Regions from separate parts of the Homo sapiens genome. Here region 2 is linked to region 1. A link is a loop called in an ENCODE intact Hi-C map of the cell type or tissue named here. Cell type or tissue: PC-3. All regions are shown on one strand. Links, peaks and the distances in the headings refer to the core of each region. The heading gives the core; the rest is flanking DNA.

What was found. Peaks named below come from ENCODE experiments on the same cell type or tissue, not always from the same donor. Only the 100,000 strongest peaks of a DNase experiment are listed, where the experiment ranks them.
Region 2: it touches region 1 in a loop (10-fold over the local background); 2 of 110 quality-filtered maps call a loop at or near these places.

The regions. Positions count from the first base shown.
Region 1 is chr3:194,983,217-194,988,593 of GRCh38, reverse strand. All of the region lies in intron 3 of LOC105374294 (a long non-coding RNA gene), which reads left to right. Among named protein-coding and RNA genes, the nearest start is that of XXYLT1-AS1, 110 kb to the left of the region's middle. RefSeq lists enhancers at 1-494, 1,787-2,287. In PC-3, for the core only: CTCF peaks have their summits at 3,125 and 3,329; DNase peaks (open chromatin) are centred at 1,823 and 3,293; H3K4me3 peaks cover 735 bases; H3K27ac peaks cover 1,519 bases.
Region 2 is chr3:194,903,110-194,908,486 of GRCh38, reverse strand. No RefSeq gene overlaps it. Among named protein-coding and RNA genes, the nearest start is that of LINC01972, 140 kb to the right of the region's middle. In PC-3, for the core only: no CTCF peak of the experiment used is centred there; a DNase peak (open chromatin) is centred at 2,106; H3K27ac peaks cover 1,814 bases.

The DNA.
Region 1 (5,377 bases), core at 254-5,253:
CCTCTAAAGCCCTGACTTCCTAGGTTTCTGTGGTTCTCAGACTTGACATTGGGACACAGGTACAGGAGAGTCAGGGCATGAAGGGAATTCACAGTCCTGCTTCCTAAGTCCCAGGAGGTTCATCTTGGTCTCTAGACCGTTCTGTAATCAGTAGCGTGGTGGGGGCAGCCGGGCTGAATTGGCAAATCCTGGGAGCTGCAGTGTTACGACTTAGAAGACAGGAGTCAAAATGTGTGGTACCTGCACGTCGGTGTCTCTCCAGGGAAACCCAGGCCTGGCACTCCCTGTCCACAACAACTCCACAAAGTTTGTACCCGGTGATGGGCATGGTCCTATTGTTGCCTGGGGAGGCCCTGATCAGGGGGCTGGCAGAGTCAGGGCTGTGCCTTGGCATGAGAGAGTTGGAGACAAAAGCTTTGGACAGTAGGTTGGGTAGGGAACTGGAATGCCCTCTCCCGCTACGTGGCACATAGGAAAGCAAAAGCCCAAAGAGGCTGAATGACTTGCCCCAGGTTGCCCAGCCAGCTGGGGCCAGGCCCCTTTTCCTGCGTCATGCTGCCTGCTGGGCCTGGGCTGGGGTCAGCACACCGATGCCTTTTGGCTGTGTTTTTTCCGTGTGTCTGATGTAGAGAAGAATTTTGAAAATATACTTGGGAGAAGCTTCTTCTCTTCGGAAGTCCCACGCAAAAAACCTCAGAGGAGAGGACGGCCCTGCACGCCTATTGACTTCAGGGCCTCCAGCTGCCCCTCTCCTCCCTTAAGGTCCTCGCAGGGAACCCTGCTAGACTGACGTCTGAGGGTGGTAGCTGTCAGGCATCTGCCTTGTGTGCAGTTTCAGTTCAGTCAGACACTGATGTGTTCGAGAGGAGGCCTGGATTCTGCTCCCAACGTGGCGAGTCACCAACTACATGATTTGGTGGGAAGCCTCAATTTCCTTATCTGGGAGGAGGGAGGGAAGGGGAGTGGGCTGGACTAAACAGCCTCTGAGGCCCCTGGGACCCTATTCCTGCAGAAATAGGAAAGATATTCTGGGGTGTATATAGGTATCTATATGTCTAGACACACACGCACATATGCATATGTATATATCTATTTATATTCATTCTCTCTACATATGTTTATATTCATATATATTTATATTCATTTTTTTTTTTGAGATGGAGTTTCACTCTTGTCACCCAGGCTAGAGTGCAATGGCACTATCGTGGCTCACCGCAACCTCTGCTTCCTGGGTTCAAGCCATTCTCCTGACTCAGCCTCCTGAGTAGCTGGGATTACAGGTGCCTGCCACCATGCCCGACTAATTTTTGTATTTTTAGTAGAGACGAGGTTTCACCATGTTGGCCAGGCTGGTCTCGAACTCCTGACCTCAGGTGATCCACTCGCCTCAGCCTCCCAAAGTGCTGGGATTGCAGGCGTGAGCCAATGTGCCCAGCCTATTTATATTCATTCTATTTATATATAACATTATATATGTCTCAGCTTTGGAGCCTGATATTTCCAAAAGAAGCCTGGCTCATTAAGGAAGTGGAATGAATATAATCCTATTGTCGCACAACACTTACCGCCTACACACGTCCTCATACAAGGGGGTTGGGGAAGACTCAGGTTCAGCGTCAAGCCCACGGCTCTGGGGTGGGAGGGGCCTGGATTCTTGACTCTTTTGTTGCTTAGTTCCATCTTGGATTTTGCCTTTTCAACTTGGCCCTGGTTCAGCCAGGCCCGACTGGGTGTCTAGGCCCTTGGCAAAGCCATTGCATAAGCAGGAAGCTATGCAGCAACTGTGGCACGGCGGAGACTGTGTGGTGAGGTTGCAGAACCAGGTAGGGAGTCTGACTAGACCAGCCCTGACTCAGCTTGTTTCCAGACGACCTAGGTGTGGGGGGCGTTGCCACATCAGTCAGGACTCCCTCTGTTGAGCGTGACAGAAACCCAGCTCACGCTTGCCTACACACAAAGGGAGGCTTTGGGCTCCAGAAATTGGGAAAGACAGGGGTGGAGTGGACCTCAGGCATGACCGGATGGCAGCCTCAATGCAGCCAGCTCTCAATCTGTGAATGGTCACCATTATTTTCTACTACACACAGGATAACCTGGGACGGGGAGCCGTGGGAGGCAGAGGCCCCGCTGCAGACAACCCAGTTTAAATTACCCTAGTTGGTGACTGTGGAAAAGAAAGAGCTCAGAGTATACAGGTTCCAGGGAAGGCTGTGGTCAGCTGCCTTAGGCCACAGGCCCACCTCTGGGACTGACATCATGTTCAGGCCAAGTTAGGGCAGAGGGGACTGCTATGGCAGTGAAGTCAAATCCTAAGGGATGGGCCATGTGGAGGAGCAGTTCTACGAATAAGGTCAACTGCTATCAGAGAGGGGGCCATCAAGATCCTGAGGATGAGATCAAAAGGCTAGCTACCCACTAAAGATCCAGCAGCAGTCAGCATCCAATAAGGAGGGCACAGAGAGTTTCCTATAAAGAACTGAGGTTGAGGCCGGGCGCGGTGGCTCACGCCTGTAATTCCAGCACTTTGGGAGGCTGAGGTGGGCGGAGCAGGAGGTCAGGAGATGGAGACCATCCTGGCCAACTTGGTGAAACCCCTTCTCCACTAAAAATACAAAAATTAGCCAGGCGCGGTGGCGGGCGCCTGTAGTCCCAGCTACTCAGGAGGCTGAGGCAGGAGAATCGCTTGAACCCGGGAGGGGGAGCCTGCAGTGAACTGAGATGTCGCCACCGCACTCCAGCCTGGCGACAGAGCTAGACTGCATCTCAAAAACAAAACAAAAACAAACAAACCAACAAAAAAAACTGAGGTTGAAACGAGGACACAGTCCAGGAAAGCCAGGGCATGAAGGGGATTTTCAGCAGAGCAGGAGTGAAAGTCTCTGCTTTGTAAGTCCTGGGAGGTCCATCTTGGTCTCCAGACTCTTCTCTGCAGTCATCAGGGTGACAGAGACTGACAGGGTGAGCAGAAGTGGCAACTGCAGAAGGCAGCTACTACTATTTCTGTGGCTGAAGGGGCGAAGGGGGACATTTAGAAACACAGCGGAGGGACCCTGCAGAGCCGACTTGAGGAGAGGTCTCTGCGCGCTGGCGCTGGGGCCCTGCAGACAAGGGCCCACTTGCCTGGGATCCCAACCTCTGAGCAGGGGTCTGAGCCGGCTCTTGGGCCACAGGGTGACGCAACTGCTTCTGCCAGAGTTGGAGAAGCTGCAAGCTGCGTTCCGCTGCGGCTCCGGTTTGGCACTGCCGGCTGTTGGCTGGGGAGGGAGACAACGAGCTCCCAGGAACAGGAAGCCCGCAGGAAGCGGACAGGGAGCAAATAGGAAGAGCAAGTCCTGCCTCCCGCACCAGCCTGGAGGTGCCGCTCTAGCGCCCGGGCTGCAGAGCCTACACAGACCCGGCTGGCAGAGCGGAGCCGCGGGCAGAGTCCCAGCTCCAGCATCACCAGTTGGCGCCCAGAGGACGGGCGTGGAGCATAGAGGTCGTGACTGAAAAGCGGCCCCAGAGGTCTCCCTGCAGGCCTTCTGGTGGGTGCGGGAGTCCGTGCGACAGCCATCTCCCTCGGGAGGCTGGCAACTTCTTGAGGTCAGGGACGTGCTGGCTTCGCTGTGCATCCTCCACGGGGCCTGATATCCTTCCCCAGGCAGAGCAGGCCGTCGTAAGCAGGTGTTATGCTGAAATGAGCTGCATGGCAGGAGCCCTTGTCAGGCAAGGTGTCCTGGGCAGCTCCGCAGCCCTCCCTGCCCAGCCCTCAGAGTTCCTGTGTGTTTTCCCGGGGCGTGGTTCCAGGCTTTCCCTGGAGTCCCGCATGGGGCCAGGGTGGGGGTGTTGAACACTGGACCTTGAACACAACTGGGGCAGGCTCTGCCCAGACCTGGCAGATGCACCCTAAACTTCCTTCTCATCCTCCTCCACCTGCAAATGAAGTCAACAGCAGGATCTTAGCTCCACCAGTTACAGACTGTCTGGCTTTGGGCAGGTTATTGGGCCATTCTGAGCCTCAGTTTCCCCAGAATGCCCTCTTCAGTCTCTTAATCCCTGCACCGGGAGACAGGAAGAGACTCTTGGCCCTCTTCATCCCATCCATTCCTCTCCCCTGTCTCCTGCTCCTTACTGGAGTGTGATTTTAACACAACACATCATAATTATGCTTTGAAAGGCAGTCAGTATTAGCAAGGCAGATATCTGTTTAGCTGGAAAAAAAGGAAAGATCCAGGTCAGCTGGGACTTGCTGAGCAGAGCTCATGGACAGCTGCAGGCGAGGCAGGGGGAGCAAAGGGGTAGAGAAGGCGAGGGAGGACAGGGGCTCTGCAACAACCTGAAGGAAGCAGGAGACCAGGTGGGCCCCATGCCCTGGGCTCCTGTGAATTCCAGAGCAGCTGAGCATTTAGACAGGAATCCTCAGGAGAAGGCTGGAGCCCCCCAGCCTCCAGCTGCATCAGGGCAGGACAGCAGGGCGACAGGCCCAGTGGGGTAAGGGACACAAAAGTGTTTATGGACCATGTGGGAATGGGATTAGGCCAGTGCTCAGTAAAGTAGAGGCTCTGATGAGATTTTATGGGCCATATCAAAGGTTTTTGTATAAGTTTTTCTCCCTCTTCCATCTCAAGTTCTTTCATGGCAGGTACTGGGTCTGAGTTTTCTCTGATGGTGCCCAGAGAGTATGTTGGGTGTATCTGGGGACCACACTCAAGTCTGGGTGAGTGTTTGGAGGGGCTTCTGGCAGCGTGGCCTATGCTACTGGAGAGCCATGGGTCTGTAAGCTCAGACAATGGTGTGAGCAGTGGCAGATGTGACATTTCCCAGCCAGGAGCCCTGGCAGGCAGGCAGAGGGGATCAAAGCACAGGGACCTCATTTTCAGCCAGAGAAGGGATTAATGAAGAGCCCAGTGTCCCAAAGGGAGGCTAATTGGGTTCCGAAGAGTGGTAAGTGTTCCTGGGCTCACTTGGCATGGTCCTACCCTCTGAGCCCTGTTTCCTCAAGAATTTAATTTAATGTCCCTTTGTTGAACGCAGCTGTTGGGGGAGGAGTGATTTGGGCTGTTTGGGCTGTTTTGTTTTCCTCCCTCTTTCTTTTCCATCTTTCCCTCCTTTCTTCTCTTGTGGGAAGATGCCAGTGCTTGGTGAACTGGCTGGTTGGGGTGTCCAGACCAACCTTCTCTGAGCAGGCCTTGAGCACAGAAAGCCCTGGGCTCCCTCCGTCTGCTCAGCAGCCCAGCCATCTGCCTTGCTCAGTCCCTGTGGAGACGTTTGCTGGGGCTGCCTTTCCTTGGAACTGGTGGGTGGGGTCTGGCAGGTGGAGAGATACCAGAGCCCAGGCTTCTAATGCTTTTTTTCTGGGATCCTGACATACAGCAGAGACTGGACATACCTCCCCTTC
Region 2 (5,377 bases), core at 105-5,104, 80 kb after region 1:
GGTTAAGCCCAAACCAGAAAGATGGATGTTTCCAAGCCAATCAGATTATCTCTCTCTCTCTGAATGGTCCATGAGAGACAGAAGCAAGCAGGCATCCAAGGAGAAGTGCACGCACATGCACACACACACACACACACACACACACACACACAGAAGGAACCTAGCTCCATCTATAGTAACATGAGTACTAGAGCTAAGGACAGCAAGCCCCTGCAGCTGCCACAGGTGTACACTGAACCCACAAAGGGCACCTTGGACTCTGAATGTCCTTCCAGGTGCAGAACTATATGTAAGTCTCTGTTTCTTGAGGCAGAAAGCTAACAGAGCACAAACATGCCTAGAGAAATGCCCCACTAACCAGAAGATCACGCTGGACCTCAGAGAAGCCCAGGGTCACTCACTAAACTAGTGATATAGCTGAGGCTGGAAACCAGGCCACCTGACTCTTAGTTTTTGAGAAGAGCCAAATTTGGGTTCCTCCTAGAGCTGGTAGTCATGGTTTTGTAGGGAAGGGGTGAAATGCAGGGTGAGTCAAGGAGTTTCAAACACAATCATTCTTGACACGAGATCCAGTTGCTCCAAGATACCACTTTTTTTTTTTTTTGAGACAGAGTCTCGTTCTGTTACCCAGGCTGGAGTGCAATGGCGCGATCTCAGCTCACTGCAACCTCCACTTCCCAGGTTCAAGCGACTCTCCTGCCTCAGCCTCCCAAGTAGCTGGAACTACAGGCATGAACCACCATGCCCAGATAATTTTTGTATTTTTAGTAGAGACGGGGTTTCACCATGTTGGCCAGGCTGGCCTCGAACTCCTGACCCTCATGATCCACCTGCCTCAGCCTCCCAAAGTGCTGGGATTATAGGCGTGAGCCACTGCACCCGGCCCAATATGCCACTTTTGCTAGAGTGTGTCTTCCTCTCCTCACCTACTGTTTGCAGTGGATTTTTTCCTGGCAGACCATCCTGGGTCACACTGACTTCACCCTTTCATGATAGCTCACACCATGGGCTGTGTGGACATTGGATAGCAGTTTGTTAGTGACACCCACACACTGTTCCAGATGCGGTTTATGAGAGCGTGTGTGTGGCTGTGCTTGTGTGTGGATGTGGGTACCCCGGGCCTACTCAGAAAATCCATAAGGTTCTGTGGCACTGGGAGCCTGTCGCGTGCTTCCTTTCTCTACTGTAGTGAGTGCTTAGACTTCAGCTAAGAACTCTGGTACCCACAAGACCTCCCAGGCATTCCACGGCAACTCTCATCCTCCCTCGGGGTAATTTCAAACCTTTGTAAGTCTCTTAGGAGCCCTGTCTGCCAGCCACTTCCTGCCTTCCTCTCAATGAATGACCCTAATTTTGTATCATTAGAAGACAGAGGCCTTTCATGGAAACAACTACACTTTCTACCCACAGCCATAGGTTTAGTCACCTTATTAGTATCTAGACAAAGAGTATCTAGCTCTTTCCTTCTCTTCTATTTCCATGCGAGAAATACCGCAGTGCTGTGGATCCTGTCCCTTCCTTTATTCTTTCCTTCAATGAACAGTCTTAAAGGCCTAAGATGCCAGGAGCTATTTCCAAATTCTTGACAGACATTGATCTTTGGGATTTTGGCATAAAAAAATAGGAATTTCTGGGAATTCTCCAGAATTACCAAAATTATAAGTTATTTAAAAAAGATTCTCCAACATTCTTCATGCTCTTTCTTCATTACTATGGATATCTAAAAATTTTTATTTAACAAATAAGAAGAAATATTAAGTTTGGTAGCCTTTGTAAAATATTTGTATTTGGTAATATTTATAAAGCATTTACACTTTGGTAGTAGGTGTAAAAAACTAAAGCTTCCTGGAAATATTCAAATGCTGGAAATCACCAGTGAACCTCACTGGGTAGTATTGACTAATGTAACATCTGATTTCCTCGCAAGGTTAACAGGGCCTCTCAGAATCATCTGTGGGAATTGCCAATTCAAAGACTTTCTTTGTTTCCAAAACTTGTTCTTTCTCTGAATACCATTCATAGAATTTGCATAATGTTTACTATAATATAAACACAGTAATAGTTATTGTATTTGGAGGAGTGACTCACTGTTTGCAGCAGAAAATCCAGGAACACACGTTGATGACAAGACGGTAGCTACAGGCAAGACTGGCCAGTGAGATTGTGGCCACTTCTCTTCTGTGTGCTCCTGTCCCTGTTCCAGGAAATTTTGACCTTAGCCTTGAACTTCGTGTGTCAATGTTTCTTGCTCTTGCTTTTGACATGACATCAGCAGATGCCTTTGACCAGGAATATTTCTATGTTAATTGTTGATCTTTGATTCTCAAAAAAGAATTATAATACTTTTTTTCTATTTTCTCAATTCCTTGATTGATTTTTCTTACTATTTGGGAAACATACATTTCCTGAGAAATGCAGAGAAGGAATTCCTGCATGGAAGCACCAATAGTGGGCGAGTAATGGATGCCACAGTTCTGACTAAAGGCATAGATTTGGGGATTCTGAGTTGGAAGTCTGGTTGTACTTACTGGATGTGTGACCCTGGGCAAATTACCTAACATCTTTGAGCCTCAATTTTCCTATCAGTAAACTTACCTCATTGTTGTTTTGTGGTTAAATGTGTGTGGTTTTGAGGTTGAGTTGTTTTGAGGTTAAATATGTTTGTGAAGCTCTTAGCACAATCTCTGGCATGGTACAAGTGGTAATATATATTGTAGCTATTCAGACACAAGCCCCAGTGAAGGATGCATACTCTAGTGCTATCCAATAGAACGGGAATATGAGATGCAGATGTGAGTTTAAGTTTTCTGATGGCCACATTAAGAAAACAAAAATAAACAGAAGAAATTAATTTTAACAACACACTTAATTCAATAGATCCAAAATATTATTATTCCAGTATGTACTCAATATAAAAAATTAATGATGAGATATTTTGCTTTTTTTGAAACAAAGTCATGAATATCCACTGTGTATTTTATGTTTAGAGCACATCTTAATTTAGGCACTAAATTTTCCCTGGAAATATTTGATCTGTATTTAGATTTCATAAAGTTTACAGAGACTCACATATTCAAGTTGTTTCAAATATACTTACAAGATCCCAAAATCCCATTACTGGGTATATACCTAAGAGAGTGTAAATTGTTCTATTATAAAGACATATGCACACATATATTCATTGCAGCACTATTCACAATAGCAGACATGGAATCAACCTAAATGCTCATCAATTGTAGACTGGATAAAGAAAATGTGGTACATATACACCATGGAGTACTATGCAGCCATGAAGAAGAACAAGATCATGTTCTTTGCAGGAACATGGATGGAGTAGGAGGCCATTATCCTTAGAAAAATAATGCAGGAACAGAAAACCAAATACCACGTGTTCTTTCTTATAAGCGAGAGCTAAATGATGAGAACACATAGACACATAGAGGGGAACAACACACACTGGGGTCTATTGGAGGGTGGACGGTGGGAGGAGGGAAAGGATCAGGAAAAATAACAGTGAGTATTAGGCTTAATACATGGGTGAAAAAATAATCTGTACAACAAACCCCCAGACGCAAATTTACCTGTATAACAAACCTGCACATGTAACTCTCAACTTAAAATAAGAGTTAATAAAGAAAAAAGAAAACAAATTTATCAGTAATGGAATCAAATATCAAAAATTCACTTTTCTTTAATATTCATATTTACATCAAAAAACTGGTTCATCTTTTTTTGAAGAATTAATGTAACTTTGAAGCAAAAACATATTAGTTTCAAAATTACTTCTGTCTGAGTTAAATGACTCTAACTCCTGGAACAACTTAGTATTATTAGCACAGAATTCAAAGAAATATTGCATATATTGAAAAGTAACTAATTTACCTACAAAGCATGCCAACAGCCCATACTTCAAATTTTCGTGTAGTTTTTGCAGTCAACTTAAATTATGCTATTGCTTTCAATTAAAATCTTCATGTTAGAAATATACACAATCATTATTATTGATATTTATTGTAAAAATTATCATCAATTTTAGCATAAATTTTTATACCTGACTAACTAGGTAACAAATAAGCTTTTCTTTTCCTTTCAAATTTAACTCATTCATATGCAGTGTGATAATGCTATATTTTGTCTTTGATGATTTAGTGTTTAGCAAGCATTGCTTTTTGTTAAAGAAAATTTTTGAATTGGAATTAGCACAGCAAATCCTTCTAAAATTCTTCCACCATTCAACCTATAGACATTGGTAAAGAACACAAGATCATTCAATTTACTGTCTTTTAATTTTTAGTCCTTTCCATAAACTGGCAATAATTCACACATTTGCACATGTGTACTGAATGGTTAGAACACCTCTATGTATGACTCTCCCCATAGACGCTTCTTTAGAAGGCTACAGAAAAATATTTTCATAAATGAAAACATTGGCCTCTTGTTTTAGAATTCCAGTGAATCTGGATTTTTAATCTAACATAGCTGGAGCACTGTCTATCATGCTAGAAACTAAATTTTCATGCTTAGCTGAAATTCTTATTTGACAGATACAAAAGATACCTACACCATGAATTTGGTTTTGTAGGGCGTAAATTGACATTTCTTTGTAAATTTGAGAGTCTTTTCAGACAACTTGTACACAAAAAATTAATTGAGCAGTGTATTAGTCTGTTTTCATGCTGTTGATAAAAATGTGCCCAAGACTGGGTAATTTATACAGGAAAAAGGGTTTAATGGACTTGCAGTTCCATGTGACTGAGGAGGCCTCACAATCATGGTGGAAGGCAAGGAGGAGCAAGTCACGTCTTACATGGATGGCAGCAGGCAAAGAAAGAGAGCTTGTGCAGGGACACTCCTGTTTTTAAAACCATCAGATCTCATGAGACCCATTCACTATCATCAGAACATCATGGGAAAGACCCACCCCCGTGATTTAATCATCCACCCAGTCCCTCCCATAACATGTGGGAATTGTGGGAGCTACAAGATGAGATTTGAGTGGGGACACAGAGCCAAACCATATCAGGCAGTATCTTCTATAGTGTACGATTTTACAAAGCTAAAGAAAAGTACTTGGAATTTAACAAATGTTGAATCAGTTGGTTTTTGATATTATTAAAACATCTTGTATTCTATAAGCAATTGTTTGGTGGCTTAATTGAAAATGTCTCATAATTAGTAGAATATCTTTTATGTATTCATAATTTTCTAATAAAATTTCCATAACTTAAGAGTTTCTATTTGTTTTAATGATCACTTTGTCTAAAATTGTTGTATGTATGTTTGCAAGAATCTAAACCATTTTATAATTGACCAAAGTTGCTAGCTCAGATAGTGTTAAAAATAGTTTAGATTTTTTTCTGGGATATTTAACTCTGAT